Linked DNA regions of Homo sapiens: regions 2, 3 and 4 are each linked to region 1. A link is a contact called in ENCODE Hi-C or POLR2A ChIA-PET data. All regions are on one chromosome and are shown on one strand. Each heading gives the region's core, a stretch centred on a gene start or an enhancer-like site at or near the end of the contact. The rest is flanking DNA. Distances are from core to core; before and after follow the strand shown.

Region 1 (3,406 bases), core at 643-3,142:
TTTGTTGAGAACCATTAGCAAAAAAACAAACAAAAAAACTTAATTCCTAGAATTTCAGAGAAATCCCATGGAGCTTTTTGCCAGTCACGTCAAAAGAGGCCACAAACGTGCCACTTAACCAGAGCTTCGGAAAGGCGGCGGCTGGGCCGGCCACGTGCACCGAGACTCGGGGCCAGGTGCAGCCGCCCCAGGGCCGAGGCCTCGGAACTGGCCCCCGGTCCCGGCCCCAAGCGGTCCAGCGATTCCCCCAAGCCGTCCGCCCCTCCAGATTTATTTACGTTTTCCTGACTTCCCCCTGCCCGCTGTGGGACAAACAGCCTCCCCACTTGCATCTGCGAGGGGAGTAGCGCGCACTTCCGCCAAGTTCCGCCCCCACCCAGCCCGAGGCCCGGCTGCCGCCATCTTGCGGGGGGCGCACCTCACAGGTCGGGAGCTGGGCGGGAAGGGGCGTGGTCCCGGGACCCGCCCCGCCGGGGCTTTTGGGAGCGCGGGCAGCGAGCGCACTCGGCGGACGCAAGGGCGGCGGGGAGCACACGGAGCACTGCAGGCGCCGGGTGAGGCGTGCGGCGGCCGGGGTCGGGACGGGGGTTCTGGGCGGGGGGTTCCTGGTGGAGGGCCCGGGCGGGCGGCGGGGTTCGGCGGCAGGTGCGGCGGGCAGCCTAGGGGGCGCGGCGCGGGGTTCTCGCCCGGCACCCCCGGGGCAGGTGGAGCTGAGCCGGCCCGCGGCCCCGCGACCTTCCCCTCGGCGCCGGGTCCCCTCAGGTCTCTCCCGAAGGAAACGCGGAGCCTGGGTGCCTGGGCGCCGTCCCTCGGCGGCTCCCGAGCGGTTGCAGTTTTTGAAAGAGTTTCTCAAAGGCTTGACGGTTGTGACTGCAGCCGCGGGGCAACGGTTGCTACACAAAGTGAAACTTGCCGAGTGCTCGGCTTCTCACGGGCTTCCTGGCAGCCCCGGGAAGTTCCTCGGCGGACCCCGAGCCCGCGCCCCCTCTCCACGGATCCCTCCCCAGCGAGTGCCCCCCCGCCCGCCCTGTGCCCCCTCTCCCCTGACCCCTCCCTGTCGGGTGCCCCGCGGGCTCGCGCTGGCTGTCCCGGGACTCCTTCCTCCTAGGTGTTCCTCCTGCCCCTCGCCCTCTCTCTCCCAGGCGCGCGCTCCCTCTCCCCGGGCCTTTCCCCGCCGGGTATCCCTGGGCCCGCGCCCCCTCTTCTCCGCCTCTCTCCGCTGGGTGCACCTCGAGTGTCCCCCAGACCCCTCCCCGCCCGGCCGGCGCTCTCTCCCCTGACCCTCCTGGCCGAGTGTTCCCCGGGGCCCGCGCCCCCTCCCCCCGATCCTCCCCACTGAGTGTTCCCCCTGCCCTCTCTCTCCCGGGCCTGCGCCCCCCACCAGCCCCTTCATGCTGGGGGTCCCCTGGGTGCGCACCCCCTCTCCTCGGACCCACCCCCAACTGGGGGGCACCTCCAGTGCCCGCCGGCTGCCCCTTGGGCGCGCGCCCCCGCTCTCGGGCGCCTCCTCGCCGGGGGCCCGGCCCGGCCCCGCCCCGCCCGTGCCCCCTCCCCATGCCCGCAGTGCTGGGCGGGGCGCTGACTCACCCGGGCCCGGGCTGGCCGGTTCTTAAGCGGCAGCGCGCTGCGGGCGCCGAGTGTCGGGCGCGGCAGGAGGACGAGGCAGGGCGGGCGGGCGCTCTAAGGGTTCTGCTCTGACTCCAGGTTGGGACAGCGTCTTCGCTGCTGCTGGATAGTCGTGTTTTCGGGGATCGAGGATACTCACCAGAAACCGAAAATGCCGAAACCAGTAAGTTGCCCAGTTTCTGGGCCGGGCGGACGGGAGAGGCTTCATTGGAGAGGGGAGGCACCTGCTCGAGGTGTTGGGGCAGTTCCTGGGGAACAGGGTTCTTCTCACACGCAGAAGACGATAGGAATAGGAGGAGGTTTTCGCCGCTCTTTGTTACTTGTTGACCCTTTTGTGGAGCGTTAGGAAAACACCATTTTGATGCTTTTCTCTGCAGTCTTTTTCTTTGTGAGCCCCCTCCCCAGTAGTTACGGTCTTTTCTAAAAACTAGAGGCCTTTTTACACTGCTTCCGTCTGTTTTTAAAGGGTATAGTAATACAACTTAGAAGTTTCTTAAAAAGTCCAAATCACAGGGAGACTCAGATGGCTTCCGACCACACACACCAGTTCTCAGAGCTCCTAAGGGTCCGAAACCACAGGCGCCCCAGATCCAACTGGGGAGATATTAAAGGGCGTTTGGGAGAGGAGACTGGCTTTCGGAAGTTGCCTTTCAGCTTCGCTTCCTACTAGGCCCATGAAGCGGTGCCCTGTACACCAGCAAACTTGCTGGCTGCAGCAGAATTTCTGTCTCTAACAGAAGGTTAGCCATGGACTTGAATTGTAGATGCAGGCAGCCGGTGGAGTTTGATAAGAGGTTCCTGGCAGGCCGGGCCGAGCACTCCTGGTCAGCTGATGAAAGGGCTGTGCCTGCGCCTCTGTCTCCTTGAATCTGATTGTGTTGAGATTGCTGGCGAGACCTGGGGGTTGTAGGCACAAGGCAGGTTCTCTGGGACTGACGCTTCTTAGAAAGTTGTATGTATTCTACCTGCTTTTAACACTGGGGAACTGGTGACTAGACATTAGGGGGAAGGTTTAACATTTTTTGAGTTTTGAATCACAATGGACAAAATATCAGGATTCATTACAAATTGGGATTACAGATACATCTGGAATTTTTTTTTGGTTTTTCAAACAAGTTGGTTCTGTAATCAATGCTTGTGTGCCTTTTGTGGGGGATGGGGGAGCGGAGTCTCTCTCTGTGGCCCAGGCTGGAGTGCAGTGGCATGATCTCGGCTCACTGCAACCTCTGCCTCTCAGGTTCAAGCGAATCTCCTGCCTCAGCCTCCCGAGTAGTTGGGATTACAGGCATGTGCCACCATGCCCAGCTGGTTTTTGTATTTTTATAGAGAGGGGGTTTCACCATGTTGGCCAGGCTGGTCTAAAACTCCTGACCTCAGGTGATCTGCCTACCTCGACCTCCCAAAATGCTAGGATTACAGGCGTGAGCCACCACACCCGGCCTTGTGTGCTTCTTCTGTTACATTTTATGTTCTCTAAGATCTTTGTTAGAGGTATTAATTTTGCTGTTAGGATAAAGAATTAATATGCCAGTAGATTCAGAAGCCAATATAATTTTTGCCTAAGTTACATCAAGATGATTCATTTGTGATGCAGAGTATTTTCTATACAAAATTTTTCTTTTTAATTCAAACTTAAAAGTGACACGTGACATCGAGGCTTGACAGTGCATGTGGTATGAAACTGACCTAAGTACAACCCCTTACTCAGGCAGAGCTGAGTGCAACGGTATGCGGAGGAGTGGTCAAGAAGATTACCCTTCTGGGTGTGGTTTTCTTTATT
Region 2 (3,406 bases), core at 1-2,500, 880 kb before region 1:
AGCCCTTCCTGTTGTGAAGCCAAGTTCAGGTGGTTCCTCTTCGCCTGACTGTTTTCCCATTCCACTTACCGGAAGCCTAGTCATCCTTCGGAGGGCTGTACGGGGGTTGCAAGAAGCAACGGAAACGGTTCAGCACCTGCTACCTTCCATCATATTCTTTTCAATAAAGGGGCAACTCCCGCCAATGGCAGTGTAGATTTCCTAACCTCTACACATGGAAGATTCACACCATTCAGGATTGTTGTTTAACTGTTGAGAGAGCACTTGATACTTAACAGCTTACTAGGCTACAAGACAGCGCAGGAAAGAATCCTCTGTTGTCCTTTTATGTTATCCTGAACAGTTGGTTCACAGAGTTACTGTAAACACACAAAACATGACTGCCAGGGCTTAGTAGTGAGGAAGGTGGGAACTAGTCCTGACTCAGTTAACTGTGCCCAGGAGAAGCTGCTTAACCTCAAAGGATTTCACTATTACTAGAATCAATAATACCAACCCTAGGGGTAAAAATAAAGATAAATGTGTGCAAATCCTGCCTGCAGTCTCGGGCACGTCGTGGGTGTCCAAGAACTGTTCTTAGGCAGCCGGTGGGGACAAAGTCTGTGTGCCTCCTGTCCTGGAATAGGTCCCAAGGTCGGCTTACTTGCAAAGCAAGGGTACGGCGCAAGAGTACTGAATACGGGTTGGAAGGGCGCTGGCTCTACCCTCAGCTCATAGGCCGGCTGGGCGGCGCTGACCAGCAGCTAGGCCCCGTCTTCCCTAGGAACGGCCACGGGGGCCCTGGGAGGGTATGAATGTCTTTTTGCAGTGAGGCCTCTGGACCCCGCGGCCCCCCGGCAGCGCAACCAAAACTCAGGGGCAGGCGCCGCAGCCGCCTAGTGCAGCCAGATCCCCGCCGGCACCCTCAGGGGCGGAGCCGGAGGCAGGGCCTTCGGGCCGTACCAACTCCACGGGGGCAGGGGCCGCCTCCCTTCGGCCGCGCGCCACTCAAGTACGGCAGACAGGCAGCGAGGTTGCCGAGGCCGAGGCTAGCCTGCAGCCTCCTTTCTCCCGTGCCCTGGGCGCGGGGTGTACGGCAAGCGCGGGCGGGCGGGACAGGCACGCAGGGCACCCCCGGGGTTGGGCGCGGCGGGCGCGGGGCGGGGCCCGCGGGGGGGGGGGGCGGGGCGGCGGTGCCCTTGCGGCGCAGCTGGGGTCGCGGCCCTGCTCCCCGCGCTTTCTTAAGGCCCGCGGGCGGCGCAGGAGCGGCACTCGTGGCTGTGGTGGCTTCGGCAGCGGCTTCAGCAGATCGGCGGCATCAGCGGTAGCACCAGCACTAGCAGCATGTTGAGCCGGGCAGTGTGCGGGTGAGAAGAAAGGGGACCCGGTCACGGCCCCAAGGGCGAAGGGGCTCGCGGCGGGCAGGGCCTCCGCGGCAATGGCGACAGTGGCCGCACCGGGCCTGGCGGGACCGGGGCACCTGCAGGCGGTTCTCCCGGGAGTGCCCGGCGCGGCGGCTGGAGCGGGGATCCGCAGGGAGGGGACGCGGGGACTCGGGGGACGCCGCGCGCTGCCGTTCCTCGGCAGCCCAGCCTGCGTAGACGGTCCCGCGGCGCTGACTGACCGGGCTGTGCTTTCTCGTCTTCAGCACCAGCAGGCAGCTGGCTCCGGTTTTGGGGTATCTGGGCTCCAGGCAGAAGCACAGCCTCCCCGACCTGCCCTACGACTACGGCGCCCTGGAACCTCACATCAACGCGCAGATCATGCAGCTGCACCACAGCAAGCACCACGCGGCCTACGTGAACAACCTGAACGTCACCGAGGAGAAGTACCAGGAGGCGTTGGCCAAGGGTAGGTTCCAGGCTGAGCGGCGGGAGGCAGTCCCCGGCAGAGGCGACCCCAGGGAGCCAGGCCCCATACGGACGGGCCTCTCCGTGGAGGAGAACTCGCTTCGTATTTGTACCGGTTCCGAGTTTTCCAGGCACGATAGTCTCTCTTTTAAACACATGGTCTACCTCATTGTAGAAGGAGTGCCTCGATGGGTTTGAACACACTTCTGTCATCTCAGGGAACTTGGGGTCCTGCGAAGGAGCTTGCCTTACTGTTGTGAGCCACATTCCGTTACACATATTGCCAGCACTGGTGAATTGTAGGGCCTGAAAAGAAAGCTCTACTGTGTCACTCGTTTTTTTTGCAAATTGAAATTGTTCTTGTTGTATAATGTGCTTTGGGGAAATGTTTGGTCTCTCAGGTAGGTGTGCCAGCCGTTTGCAGGAGGGCTGAGAGCGCCTGTCCACTGGTGGCCAGACATCATCGGGTCCGCAGGTGTCTCTGAGTGTCAGGGTCACCTCCTGATAGAAGTGGGAGTGGTGTCTTACTGCCAGGTCACACTGAAGGTGGGAGACAGGAGGACACTACTCCGTGCTAGGAACCATGGTCCTTGTCATCTTCCTGAGAGCAAACGGGGTCGGGACTCCAGCCTAGGACTTGGAGACTCCCTGCATCCCCAGCTACCCTGCAGGTGAAACTTCACTGAGCCCACTTGACTTCAGGTGGGAGAGGAGGAGGCACACCGTTGTGGTGTGCGTTACCAAAAAAGCAGTAACCTAACTGTGGAACAGTTCAGGATCTTTAGACTTGATACTTTTCTTGATTTCCCTTAGGGGTCAAAGTTCACAAGGAAAATAGCCCTTTAGTGGGAAACTGAAACAGGCTTGTTTTTATTTACTATTTACTCATATTTGTAATGCAATTAAAATATATGTTGTTAACTTTTTTTTTTTTTCTCAAGAGCTCGGTTGATAAAACCAGGGGTATGTGGACTTTTTGAGTCTGTGCCTTTTGGGGGTGTGTATGGGAATGTTATGTTTTAACGTTTTTTACAAAATAGTATTGTCTTTTTAATTTATTCGTTAGTGGTTTGCACAAGGAAGATAATCGATAGTCATGTTTTTTAGACTCTCTGTATTGCTTGGTAAGCTACGTAGTAAAAAATGTTTACTTTTCCTTAAATGTTTTGAATTTCGGGGTTATGAAATTTGTTGAGTAATTTTTAGACAGTCACATCTTGTTGACTGGAGGCATCTAGTGGAAAAATGCAGTATTTCAGCCTGATTGTGTTTGAAGTAAATGATTAAAAGAGGAGGAAGTTACCACATTCTGGAAGATTTACTTGAGACAGACGAACCTTGAATTACGGGAAAAGGCCCCGTGATTTAGGAAATAACAAATTTGGGAAACATGTAATGGGGAGAGACTGGGGAATACCCCAGTTGTGAAAGTACTTCCTGTAAGGCAACATCTGACACCAGGAACCTTTCTCTTCAGTATTTTAAAAACAACTTAATTTCAGTCCTTTACTTGTGGAATCAGAGCCTTACTTATGTAATACAACCCACTGGAAAAAAGCTTTTTATTGTATTGTACT
Region 3 (3,406 bases), core at 519-3,018, 600 kb after region 1:
GTGATAAGGAAGTAGTCCTGAGTCGGAGAACCGCTCCTCCAGGAAGGCTGCGGTGCCCGCGGCTGCTGCTGCCACCTTGTGGCCGTGAGAGGACACAGCCAACACAGTGAGGCCGGAGGACCAGAGACAATGGCCAGGTCACTGTCCCTCTGAAACAGCCAACCTGTGTATGTGCCACATGCCTTCACCATCTTTAAACCTCTTGTTCTCTGAGATGAGAAACTCCCTTGTTCCTTAAACAATTTTAGGTTGGGCTTTCTCGTACATACAAAATCTTCCCAGCTGTTTCAAGTTTGCCCTGAGGACCTCAGTAATTTTTTTTTTTTTTTGGCAATGTCTCCTTCTGTCACTCAGGCTGGAGTGCAATGGCACGATCTCGGCTCACTGCAACCTCCACCTCCCGGGTTCAAGCGATTCTCCTGCCTCAGCCTTCCGAGTAGCTGGGATTACAGGCGCGCACCACCATGCCCGGCTAATTTTTGTATTTTTAATAGAGACGAGGTTTCACCATGTTGACCAGGCTGGTCTCGAAGTCCTGGCCTCATGTGATTTGCCCACCTCGGCTTCCCAAAGTGCTGGGATTACAGGCCTGAGCCATTGCATCCGGTCCTCAATGACTTTTCTATGCACTGTTTGTTACCAGGTCTTTGTGGATGATGACACTATTTTCCAAATGAAGACACTGAAGCCTTAAGACAAAACTTTAAAAAAAAAGATCATAGATTGAAATGTGATAAAGGTGTCATTCATGAAATTAACAGAAATCATCAGCACTGTAAAAAAGCAGATGTCAAAAAGACAAAACCTAGTGAAAATACACTGGCACTCACATGCTCTTAGGAAAGTAAGCCTTCTAATTAGGACTGTGTGCCATTATCACTTCTATTTTGCAAAATTGTCCATTTTTATGTAAATGCTAGCCATTTTCAGTTTTACTCAGTAAAAAACTTAGATTTTGTAACTGCAAACTTCATACTCTGCAACTGATGTTTATTAATAGGACCAATGGATACAAATGTCATGTCATAACTTTATACTGTAATTAAGCATTGCTCCAAAGAGAATCACTTAGCAGACACTGAATAAATAAATTTTGTTATATTAAAAAAAAGCCACGCACTGTAGCTCAGCCTTGTAATCCCAGCAATTTGGGAGGCCTAGGTGGGAAGATAGCCTGAACCAAGGAGTTTATATATATATGTATTATATAACATATATAATACATATGTTATATATGTTATAACTGGGCAACACAGGGAAACGCCCATCTCTAAAAAAATTTTTAAAAATTAGTCAGGCATGGTGGCACAGGCTTGTAGTCCCAGCTACTCAGGAGGCTGAGGTGGGAGGATTGCTTGAACTTGGGAGGTTGAGGCTACAGTAAGCCATGATCATGCCATGGCACACTCCAGCCTGGGTGACAGAGCAAGACCTTGTATCAGAAAAAAAGAAAAATAAGGTAAACAAAACAAAAAAAATTAGATGGAGGAAGATAATCTCTGAAAGACTTAAACATTTAAGTATTATATAAGTATTAGACCACAAAAGTAAGCAATCCCAGCAGTGATTTATCTATGTCGAAATAATCTTACTCACAGCTGCAAAATCATGCAAGTGTTTTGGGTATTGCAGCAGAGACAGCTAATTGTACACCACGAGTCCTCTCATGTGATAGAACTGTAACCAGGAAGTCTCTGCCCAGCAAGAGACTGTATTTCCTAGTACCTCCCTACCTCCAAGTGGAGCCATGTGACTGATACTTGCAATCGGAATGATGTATCTCACTCCTGGCCAAGGCAGTTAAGAAATGGGTGTGTTTCTCCACATGTTCTCTTCCCCTGCCAGCCAGCTAGGTGTAAAGAACTTGAGGCCCTAGAGAATGAAGCCACCAGATGGAAAGGGCTGGGATTCCTGAATCACTTGTGATGGAGGGCTGACTACCAAGAAACATCTACATGGGACTGCTAAAGGAGTATAAAATAATCCCAGTGAAGTGGGAGCAGAAAAAAAAAAGTTAAAAAATAAAGACAAAAAACAGAAGAATAAAAACAATTTTAAAATTCCATTTTGTGAAGTCTCTGAAAACTACGCTAATATTAACATAGATACTAAGCTATTTTGAAGCACTGAAGCTCTACGTAGGCATCAGGAACATTTTGGGCCTTAGGAGAAAAAAGAGCAAGTTTCATGTTTACTGTTTTTTCCCTATTCCCATGCCGAGCCCAGCAGCAGGTAGTGAGTATGTGATGAATAATTGAATGGATGGTAAATAAACAAATTAACAGATGAATGGATGAGTGAATGGATGGATAAATTAGGAATTCACATAAAAATTGTCTTATTTCATTTTCTGTTGCTCTAAATGGAATATCACAGATGGGGTAATTTATTAAAAAGATGTTTATTTGGCTCATGGGTTCTGGAGGCTGGGAAGTCCAAGAGCATGGCACCAGCATCTGGTGAGGCTCATCCCATGGCCAAAGCCAGAGATGCAAGGCATCACATGGCAAGCAAGCACATGAAACAGAGTGGGGAATTGGGGTCGAACTTATCCTTGTATTAGGAGCCCACTCCCTCTAAAACTAAGCCACTCCCATAATAATAGCCTTAGTCCATTCAGAGGGCTGAGCCCTCATGGCCTAATTACCTCTTAAAGGCTCCACCTGTCGGCCAGGCACAGTGGCTCACGCCTGTAATCCCAGCACTTTGGGAGGCCGAGGCAGGTGGATCATAAGGTCAGGAGATCGAGACCATCCTGGCTAACACGGTGAAACCCCAACTCTACTAAAAATACAAAAAAATTAGCCGGACATGGTAGCAGGCACCTGTAGTCCCAGCTACTTGGGAGGCTGAGGCAAGAGAATGGCATGAACCTGGGAGGCAGAGCTTGCAGTGAGCTGAGATAGCACCACTGCACTCCAGCCTGGGAGACAGAGCAAGATTCTGTCTCAAAAAAAAAAAAAAAAAAAAAGCTCCACCTGTCAATGTGGTCACAATGGCAATGAAATTTCCTTTTTTTTTTTAAACAGTGTCTTGCTGTGTCACCCAGGCTGGAGTGCAGTGGTGCAATCTCGGCTCACTGCAACCTCCACCTCCCAGATTCAAACGATTCTCCTGTCTCAGCCTCCTGAGTAGCTGGGATTACAGGCGCACGCCATCATGCCTGGCTAATTTTTGTATTTTTAGTAGAGATGGGGTTTCACCAATGTTGGTCAGGCTGGTCTTGAACTCCTGACCTCATGATTCGCCCACCTCGGCTTCCCAAAGTGCTGGGATTACGACGTGAGCCACTACGCCCAGCCAGCAATGAAATTTCAACATGAGTTTAGAAGGGGACATTCAAATCATAGCAAAAGCTACAATAGTCTCAAATAAAATAATACTAAACATTTGTGGGAAAGGTTCT
Region 4 (3,406 bases), core at 546-3,045, 530 kb after region 1:
AAAAATTACTAAACACACAAAATAAGTCACCATGAGTTCTCAGTACAAACAACAAATTTAGATCCCCAAATCTTCAGAAACTGAAATAAACAGAACTTTAAATAATTAGGTTTGAAATGTTTAAAGGAATTAGAAAGCAAAACACTATCTAAAATGCCAGAAAGAACCAAATCTTTTAGAAATGAAAAACCTATTCCTTCAATAAAATGCAGTCTACAATTAAGACATCAGCTAAAAAAGGAATTAATGAACTCAATCTAATAGCTCAAGAAATTACCCAATTTTTTTATAGCACAGAGACACAAGGAGATAGAAATATAAGAGATCAAGAGAAATGAAAGATAGATTAAAAAAGGACAAATCTAATTAAAATTCTAAAGGGACAGAACAGAGAAAATGGAAAAGAAATATCTGAAGACATAACAACTGAGAATTTGCCAAAACTGATAAAAAAAAATGCACAGACACAAGAAGCAGCACAATATATGCCACGCAGGAGAAATAAAGAAGAAATCCACACCTGGGCACACTTTAGTAAAAGTGCACAATAAAAACACCAAGAGAAGAGTTCAGAAGTAGCCAAAAGGAAAAGACAGGTGCTTACAAAAGAATGACAATTAGATGACAGAGACATCTCAACAGCGGCACTGGCTGCCAAAATCAATGAAATAGTATCTTCAAAGCACTCAAAGAAAACACAATTATATTCCCAGAAAGATTGTCTTTTAAGAATTAGAGTGAAATAAGAAGACCATTTCAAAAGAATAACAGCTGAAATTTAAGGCCAACTGACCTCGCAATATAACATCTAAACAATATTCTTCAGGTAGAAGGAAAATGTCTCAGAAGGAAGGTCTAAGAAACAACGAAAAAAGAAATTGTTAAATATGTAGGTAAAATTAAACAATGTCTGTTCAAAACAGAACAATAAAGCAGAAACAGCAGACTCATATTAATACACAGTACTTATCAACTTCTAGGTATAGCTCTTAATGCTTTATAGGTACTATATTTCTCATTGAAAAGCCTTAGCCTTATGAGAAAGATCCTTTTGTTGTCCACATTTTATAGGTGAGGAAATTGAGGCACAGGCAGGTTAAATGCTTGCCCGACACTATCCGGTAGGCAGCAGAGCTGGGTGTCACACCAGGCTGCCGGTTTCAGTTTCTAGTTTATGTGCTTAACCACTAGACTGTGTCTATGACAAATGTGGGGGGGAAGGTAGAAAACTAAAAAATAAAAAAAAGACAATTTGATCAAACAAGGATGACCAGAGCCAAAAGTACTCTAAGGCCTTTATATTGTTTTAGAAGGATAGTTAAAATACTCAACCTTATACTTAATTATCTTAGGTAAGCATGGTAAAATTTAAAGGGCAATCACTAAAAAACTAGAAATAAAGTATAAAACTTCTAAATCACTGGAGGGGTAAAAACAGAAGGGAGGTGGGAGCAGGGGAGACCAAAATCAATCCCCTAGAAAGAGAAAAACAATACAAAAGGAAAAATAAATGAAAATGTACAAAGCTTCTGCACAGCAAAGGAAACAATCAACGAAGTAGACATAATCCACAGAATGGGAGAAAACATTTGCAAAATTATTCATCCAACAAAGGATTAACAACTAGAATATATAAGGAACTCAACAGCAAAAGACATTCTGATTTGAAAATGGGCAAAGGATCTGAAAAGACATTTCTCAAAAGGAGACAACAAATGGAGAGCAGGTACATGAAAAAGTGCTCCACATCACTATCATCAGGGAAATGCAAATCAAAACCACAAGCAGATGTCTTCTCACCCCAGTTAAAATGGCTATTACTAAAAGAGTCAGAAAATAACAAATGCTGATGTGGATGCTTGAGCCCAGGAGATCGAGATCAGCCAGGGCAACACAGTGGGACCCCGTTTCTACAAAAAATTTTAAAATTAGCCAGCATGGTGGCATGCGCCTATGGTCCCAGCTACACAAGAGACTGAGGTGGGAGGATGGCTTAAGTCTAGGAGGTGGGGGCTGCAGTGAGCCATTAATCACGCCACTACACTCCAGTGACAGGGTGAGACCCTGTCTCAAAACAAAACAAAACACTTCTTGGCTATAGCAAAGGTGGTATTTTGAAAGAAAATTCATTGCCTTAAATGCTTATGTTAGTCTGGGCATGGTGGATTACATGTGCAATCCCAACACTTTAGGAGGCCAGGGTGGGAGGACTGCTTGAACCTAGGAGTTCAAGACCATCCTGGGCAACACAGTGAGACCCCGTCTCTACAAAAAATTAAAAAATCAGCCAGGCATGGTGGCACATGCCTGTGGTCCCAGCTTCTCAGAAGGCTGAAGTAGGAGGATCACTTGAGCCCAGGAGGTCAAGGCTGAAGTAAGCCATGATTGCACCACCGTACTCCAGCCTGGACCACAAAATGAGACGCTGTCTCAAAAAACAAAACAAAACAAAACAACAACAACAACTTATGTTATAAAAGAAGAAACTGTTATAAAATGTTATAAAACTTATGTTAGAAAAGAAAACATGTTATAAATTAAGGGGCTAAACATTCAACTTAAAGAAGTTAGAAAAGTACAGCATAAACCAAAAGAGAGTAAAGGAAGAAGATAGTAAAAACAGAAATTAAATAAATAAAAAGAAAAAAAAATTAGACAAGCTAAACAAAGCCAAACACTGATTCTTTGCAAAATGTAATCAAAGACACAAAGCTCTGGCAAGATAGATAAAGACAGAGCAGCACAAATAAATACTGACAATGAAAAGAGGGCTACAACTAACTACAGACACCATGAAACTTAAGATAAAATAATACCATGAACAACTTAATGTTATAAAATTAGATAACATATGAAATGAGTAAATTCCTAAGAAACACAATTTAACAAAACTACCTCAAGAAGAAAGACAGTCTAAATTGTTCTATAACCACTAAAGAAAATGAATCTGTAGTTTAAAATCATCCCACAAAGAAATCAGGCCATATAGTTTACAAACGAGTTCTACCAAACATTCAGGAATAGCCTACAGCAGTATTACACAAACTCAATCAGAATATTTAAAAAGTGATAATAGCCACAACTAGTTCTAAGAGGTTATTAGAAAATCTGTTTGTCTACTAATTAGAAATATAATCTATTAGATATAATTCATCATACTAAAAGAGTAAAGAGCAGGGAAAAAGATTATTGCAATACAAGCAAAAAAGTATCCTAAAATTCAACACTCATGGCTGGGCGCGGTGGCTCACGCCTGTAATCCCAGCACTTTGGGAGGTCGAGGAGGGTGGATCACGAGGTCAGGAGATCGAGACCATCCTGGCTAACACGGTGAAACCCCGTCTCTACTAAAAATACAAAAAATTAGCTGGGCGTGGTGGCGGGTGCCTGTAGTCCCAGCTACTCC

The links. A loop is a pair of places that touch in the nucleus more often than their neighbours do. ChIA-PET counts read pairs that join two places held with the same protein, here RNA polymerase II (POLR2A). Pooled maps may share reads with other maps.
Region 2: a loop to region 1 is called in a map of naive thymus-derived CD4-positive, alpha-beta T cell, with 6 times the contacts of the local background. The contact joins the promoter of SOD2 here to the promoter of EZR-AS1 in region 1. A Hi-C loop is called at or near these places in 1 of 168 maps with a recorded cell type or tissue (naive thymus-derived CD4-positive, alpha-beta T cell), 1 of 37 single-sample maps with no recorded cell type and 10 of 50 pooled maps.
Region 3: a pooled map of ovary shows a loop between it and region 1 (1.9-fold over the local background). The contact joins the enhancer-like site here to the promoter of EZR-AS1 in region 1. A Hi-C loop is called at or near these places in 2 of 168 maps with a recorded cell type or tissue (breast epithelium and gastrocnemius medialis), 5 of 37 single-sample maps with no recorded cell type and 13 of 50 pooled maps. POLR2A ChIA-PET finds 5 or more read pairs at or near these places in 3 of 52 experiments (AG04450, GM10248 and GM12878).
Region 4: a pooled map shows a loop between it and region 1 (5-fold over the local background). The contact joins the enhancer-like site here to the promoter of EZR-AS1 in region 1. A Hi-C loop is called at or near these places in 2 of 37 single-sample maps with no recorded cell type and 2 of 50 pooled maps.

What each region holds. Positions count from the first base shown.
Region 1 is chr6:158,816,465-158,819,870 of GRCh38, reverse strand. It overlaps EZR-AS1 (EZR antisense RNA 1), which reads right to left and starts at 1,892. Exons shown (of 3, transcript NR_102425.1): 1 at 1,766-1,892. It overlaps EZR (ezrin), which reads left to right and starts at 503. Exons shown (of 14, transcript NM_001111077.2): 1 at 503-554; 2 at 1,705-1,789. The coding sequence starts at 1,778. RefSeq lists silencers at 220-269, 330-1,319, 1,460-1,659 and enhancers at 1,870-1,919, 2,402-2,571.
Region 2 is chr6:159,691,085-159,694,490 of GRCh38, reverse strand. It overlaps SOD2 (superoxide dismutase 2), which reads left to right and starts at 1,250. Exons shown (of 5, transcript NM_000636.4): 1 at 1,250-1,346; 2 at 1,628-1,830. The coding sequence starts at 1,324. RefSeq lists silencers at 48-217, 898-1,187, 1,388-1,567 and an enhancer at 1,938-2,007.
Region 3 is chr6:158,217,718-158,221,123 of GRCh38, reverse strand. No RefSeq gene overlaps it. Among named protein-coding and RNA genes, the nearest start is that of GTF2H5, 51 kb to the right of the region's middle. Within about 2 kb of position 1,768, at least 3 of the 41 ENCODE cell types and tissues checked have a DNase peak (open chromatin) inside an H3K27ac peak, as active enhancers do.
Region 4 is chr6:158,288,625-158,292,030 of GRCh38, reverse strand. It overlaps a transcript of TULP4 not described here. Among named protein-coding and RNA genes, the nearest start is that of TULP4, 22 kb to the left of the region's middle. RefSeq lists a silencer at 1,067-1,116. Within about 2 kb of position 1,795, at least 7 of the 41 ENCODE cell types and tissues checked have a DNase peak (open chromatin) inside an H3K27ac peak, as active enhancers do.